Regions from separate parts of the Homo sapiens genome. Here region 2 is linked to region 1. A link is an interaction called in ENCODE POLR2A ChIA-PET data of the cell type or tissue named here. Cell type or tissue: OCI-LY7. All regions are shown on one strand. Each heading gives the region's core, and the rest is flanking DNA. Links, peaks and the distances in the headings are about the cores only.

Region 1 (2,919 bases), core at 112-2,611:
TGGATGTGCCTCTCCACGTGATCTTCTTGCACCCAAAGGACATGGTGAGGCCTGTTCAGCCTTATGTCATGGCCTGAGGTTCCCAAGTTCAACACCCACATCTTCCATAGATACAGAAGTCCCCAGTGGTCAGCCTCCAGTAAGAAGAGAGTAGGCAGCGGGGAACGCTGGCTTAATAAATAAGAAAATAACAAAAATAAGAAGAAACGGGCCAGGTGTGGTGTCTCATTCCTGTAATCCCAGCAATTTGGGAGGCTGAGGTGGGCAGGTGACTTGAGGTCGGGAGTTTGAGACCAGCCTTGCCAACATGGTGAAACCCCGTCTACCAAAAACACAAAAATTAGCCAGGTGTGGTGGTGCATGCCTGTAGTCCCAGCTACTTGAGAGACTGAGGCAGGAGAATCACTTGAACCTGGGAGGTGGAGGTTGTAGTGAGCCGAGATCACGCCACTGCACTCCAGCCTGGGCGACACAGCGAGACACCGTCTCAAATTAAAAAAAAAAAAAAAAAAGAAATGACATCAACAGTTGCATCTGTCCATAGTGTGTAGCGCAGCATTCAAGGAGATCCCTGAGGCATCTGGGGTGTCTGATATCCTATAGGCACCAAGGCTTCCTTAATGCTGCCCCCACCTGATTTTAGAGTGGGGACCGCAGAACAATGTCTGGTCCACAAAGAGCTCAGCCAGGCTGACCACGGAGGCTCAGTGGACTGAGAAGATGGTCAGAATGTGTGGTTTCAACAGCTAAACCCAGACACCCTGGTGTGCGTTTCTCAAATTAGCGATATGTGGGTGGTGGTAGAGGGCAGTAGATCTCACTGGTTGTAACCACAAGCATCCTGGGGCCGTACTGGCAGTGGGGGAAGATGGTGGAGGTAGGGGAAGAAGGGAGGAGTGGGGCAGGTAGGCGAGGACCACGGGAACTGTAGGACTTTAGGGAATTCAGATGTGTCATAGTCACTGTGGCCAGCAAGGCCTTGGGTCCTCTGCCCACACAACTTCATGTCGTCTTGCAACCACCCCACTGGGAGGGGCTGTTACTATCATTTCACAAATGAGGAAGCAGAGACTCAGAGACGGGAAGTACCATGTGCAGATATGAAGGGAATGGAGCTCAGCTAGCAGTCTACGTGACCGTGGCCAAGGGGCCAAGAGGACCAAAGCTCAATTCAGGTCAAAACCCGTCTCTGAGAGGGTCCAACTGGGCAGGCAGGTGTGGTGGGCATCTGTGCTCCTGGCCAGCCCTCCAGCTCCCTTCTCTTGTATCCTCCTCTCCCCTAGGTGGAACCTCAGGGGCCATATTTGTACCTCTCTGCTCCCCTAGCGACAGCTGATTAGACCAGAGGTGCAGGCTGATTTGAGCTGAGCCAATCAGCTTCTTTCTCCTGTGACTTTGGCTTTGAGAATCAGGGATACTGGGTTGCCTTCCTGGCTGGTTATTTGAAAGGAGGCATAAAGCTGGGCTGGACTGGCTGTGTTTGGCCACTTGCTCATAGAATGGCAGAGAGAAGACTCAATCATGGAAAGGTTGAAATGCAGTTATGGGAGGGAGAGACAGAGACAGGCAGAGACAAGATAGAAAGAGGCAGTCATGCAGGAGAGATACTGAGACAAGGCGGGGAGCGGGAGAGGGAGAGAGAAAGGAAGGAAAATAAGAAGGAAGACTGAGATAAAGAGAGAGATAGTCACAAGGAGCCTAAGACACTACCTCCAGATCTCCTGACAACTTTCTGGGTCCCTACTCCTGCCTTCCTGAAGCTGCTCCATGTCCAGCCTTGGATCTCTGGGACCCTCCTGTTTTAATAAATTCCCTTCTCTTCTTGGGCTGTTTTGAAGAAGCTTTCTTTCTTTTATTTTTTTTACTTGCAATTAAACCCCCTGACCTCATTGCATTCAATCTGTACATTGTTTTGGGAGTACAGATATTAATAATATTAATTCTTCTCATCCATGAGCATGAAATAGCTTTCCACTAATTTAGATCTTCAATTTCTTTATCAATGTTTTCTAGTTTTCAGTATACAAATATTACACCTCCTTGGTTAAATTTATTCCTCAGTATTTTTTTAATGCCTTTGTAGATAAGATTGCTTTCTTGATTTGTTTTTCACCTAGGCTGTTGTTTTTGTGTAGATCTGCTATTGACTTTTGTGTGTTGATTTTGCATCCTATGACTTCGCTGAATTTATTTATTAGATATAACAGGGTTTTTTTGTGTGGAATCTTTGGGATTTTCTGTATATAGAATCATGTCATCTGCAAATAGAGATCATTTTACTTCTTCCTTTCTGATTTAGATGACTTTTATTTCTTTTTCTTGTCTGATTGCTCTTGCTCATACTTCCAGTACCATGTTGAATAGAAGTGGAGAGAGTGGGCATCCTTGCCTTGTTCTAGATTTCAGTAGGAAAGTTTTTGATTGTTCCCCATTAATTATGGTGTTAGCTGTGGTTTTTTCATAAATGGCCTCTATTATGTCAAGAAACTTTCTTTCTATGCCAAAACTGTTAAGAGTTTTTATCCAGAAAGGATGCTGAACTTGGTCAAGTGCTTTTTCTGTTTCAACTGAGATGATTGTGTGGTTTTTATCTTTCATTCTGTTAATGTAACGTACCACATTGATTGATTTGTGCACATTAAACCAGTCTTGCCTGTCAGAAATAGACCCTACTTGGTTATGACATGTAGTCTTTTTTGTGTGTTCTTGATTTTGGCTTGCTTATATTTTATTAGGATTTTTACATCGATGTTCATTATAGAGATTGGCCTGTAGCTTCATTTTTTTGTGTGGTATCTTTGTCTGGCTTAGGTATTAAGGTGATTCTGGCCTCATAACAAGTGTTTGGAAATATTTCCTCTAGCTCTATTTTTTTGGTAGAGTTTAAGAAGAACTGATAATAATTCTTCGAATGGCTGG
Region 2 (2,919 bases), core at 222-2,721, 440 kb after region 1:
TTCTCCTGGCTGTGTAAGGTGGAGGGATAGCATTACTTACACCTGCTTTATGACCACGTTGCTTTTAAATTGCCACCTTGTTTTTGTTCACCTTCCTAGTTAAATAAGGAGAGTGGAACACTTTTTCTTTCTGAATTATTTTCTTGTACTCTCTAACCACTCTCTAAGAGATGGAGTTGTCTCCTTAAATATGACCAGGCAGAGTCCATTGACCTTTGTATTGGAATACCTTGAAAATTCCTTTAATTTTAATTATTTATGTGGCTGTATAAGGGAGTTTTAGAAAGTCTACCCTATCTTTGAAAACTTTATTCATATCATATCCAAAGACTCAATAAGAATTCTACCTTTGGAAAAAGCTTGGTAAACCATGATTTTTAAATTTCTTCTGATAATTTATAAAGTAATAATTGATAGCATAGATTTGACTATTTTACCAATTTGAATACACTTTGTAAAATACAATATGAGTTGATGAGTTCCTTTGAATAACTCAGTGTTGAATTCTAGCATATTACGTTAATATAAATTCATGTATTAGAATTTGGATTTTTTAACCAAAAATACCTTTATTTTAATCTTCAGAGAAAAAACTCTTTTCTTCTTTTTCTGAGATAATTACTGTAACTTACAAAAATGGATATACATCTTCAAAGGATTTCCCTTGAATGCGAAATTTAGCTTTATGGGATCTAAGCATTTAAAGGTAAAAAGCAAATTCTATTTTGTTGCCATTATAAGACAAAACTGAATCTAGCATAAGGTAGGGAAACCCATTCACTCTTCAGGTTCTTCTCTGACAGGAACTAGCATTGTTATATTATTTCCACTTAGCAAAATCTGCTCTAATTTAATTATACTTCTTCCTGGCCAGGCGGTAATCCCAGCACTTTGAGAGGCTGAGGCAAGCGGATCACTTAAGGCCAGGAGTTTGAGACCAGCCTGGCCAACATGGCAAAACCTTCTGTCTACTAAAAATGCAAAAATTAGCTGGGCGTGTTGGTGCACGCTTGAAATTCCAGCTACTCAGGAGGCTGAGACATGAGAATCACTTGAACCCGGGAGGCAGAGGTTGCAGTGAGCCAATATTGTGCCACTGTACCCCAGCCTGGGTGACAGAACAAGACTGTGTCTCAAAGTAATAGTAATAATAATAACAACAATAGTACTTCTTCCTTCTGGTGTGATTTCAAACTCAGTGACCTCTTCTAGTCCATCTTGACAAAGTCATCAACTCCTAGAAGAGTACCCACGATTTCTTAATGACTCTTCACCACAATGTGAATTCTTGAGCCTATACATTTGTCTACAAGCTCTAGCAGCAACAGCTGGGCAAGTAGGTGGTAGCCTTAGCCGCCATAACTGTGACGGAAGCGGGATGTTTAAATTTTTAAAATGGAATGAAATCCAAGCTAACTGGTAAACTGATTTTAAAAACTGGATTTTTAGACATTTTACAACTTTAAAAAAAGAGTTTGGCCGGGCGCGGTGGCTCACGCCTGTAATCCCAGCACTTTGGGAGGCCGAGGCAGGTGGATCACGAGGTCAGGAGATCAAGACCATCCTGGCTAACATGGAGAAACCCCGTCTCTACTAAAAATATAAAAAAATTAGCTGGGCATGGTGGCGGGCACCTGTAGTTCCAGGTACTCGGGAGGCTGAGGCAGGAGAATTGTGTGAACCAGGGAGGTGGAGGTTGCAGTGAGCTGAGATCACACCACTGCACTCCAGCCTGGCAACAGAGCGAGACTACATCTCAAAACAGAAAAACAAAACAAAGAGTTTCTGTAATCTGATTAGTATTGTTTTTAAAATTTTTAAAAATAGATATTTTAATGTTGCGTTTATGTGTGGTTTTTAAATTTTTGTATTGATATATTTTTAGCTTTTTTCCTTTAACGTCTTTCTTTAAAATGTTGTTTCCATTTCTTAGAAAACACCATGCAATGCTAGACATTTTGGTTATTTCTGTCCTCTAAAATAGGAAATATGTTTCTCATAAATTCAGAAATTATGAAAGATATAGGAATTTAGGAAAGTAACACCTAAGCTTGCCCTGTTTTCTTTCCAGTTTCAATTTCAGCTCCTCCTCTTTGTAGCTGTGTGAACGTGATTCAGTTACTAAGGATGTATTCTGGTCCTTAGTTTCCTTTTCTGTAAAATGGGAACATCCTCTAAATTCCATGGTTGTCCTGAGAGTCAGGGAGATGGTCTACGCATATATGATGTCTAACTTTGTGGCTGGCACATAGTAACATTTACCTTTTGCTCTGGCAAGCACTCTTATTTTCTGAACTAGGGAAGTTCTCAGGTGAGGATTGTTAGCAGCAAGCTGGTAGAGTGGCCTGTGGAATCAGCGCGAGGGTTAAAATCCAGCTTTTTGCCACTGATCAGCTGACCTTAGGCAATGCCTCTCTAGACTATTTCTTCATCAGCAAAATGAGGTTAATAGAGGGCACCTTTCGGAATTGATGGGCTGACTAACAGAGCTGCCTCAGAGACTGAACTCAGTAAGGAGAAGGTATGATAGCTCTGATTATTTGATTTCTGAGGTGGTCACTAGAATAGGCTGCTGGCTGTCTTTTTTTTTTTTTTTTTTTTAACTAGCTTACAGTCTGTTCCCTTGAAATGTGTAAATTTTAAGAGTTCCACTGAGAGAGGAAATGTTATAAGTTCAACGACTCATTGTGATTAGATACTTTATCAAGAAACTTACTGCACATTCATTTTCCCCTTTGTTCTGCCTTTGCTGCAGCCTCACAGTTAGCCAAGTTGGCCAGAACTTCACATTCGTGCTCACTGACATTGACAGCAAACAGAGATTCGGGTTCTGCCGCTTATCTTCAGGAGCGAAGAGCTGCTTCTGTATCTTAAGGTAAGGGAGAAGGCTTGGGCTGTTGGCTTGTTCTCTGAAGCAAT

Evidence for each region. Peaks named below come from ENCODE experiments on the same cell type or tissue, not always from the same donor. Only the 100,000 strongest peaks of a DNase experiment are listed, where the experiment ranks them.
Region 2: POLR2A ChIA-PET joins it to region 1 with 13 read pairs; 2 of 35 experiments call an interaction of 5 or more read pairs at or near these places.

Annotation. Positions count from the first base shown.
Region 1 is chr9:124,195,686-124,198,604 of GRCh38, reverse strand. No RefSeq gene overlaps it. Among named protein-coding and RNA genes, the nearest start is that of NEK6, 61 kb to the left of the region's middle. In OCI-LY7, for the core only: CTCF peaks have their summits at 610 and 811; DNase peaks (open chromatin) are centred at 1,064 and 1,324; H3K4me3 peaks cover 537 bases; H3K27ac peaks cover 1,175 bases.
Region 2 is chr9:123,757,659-123,760,577 of GRCh38, reverse strand. DENND1A (DENN domain containing 1A) reads left to right here. Exons shown (of 24, transcript NM_001352964.2): 5 at 2,756-2,875. Among named protein-coding and RNA genes, the nearest start is that of DENND1A, 170 kb to the left of the region's middle. In OCI-LY7, for the core only: no CTCF peak of the experiment used is centred there; no DNase peak of the experiment used is centred there.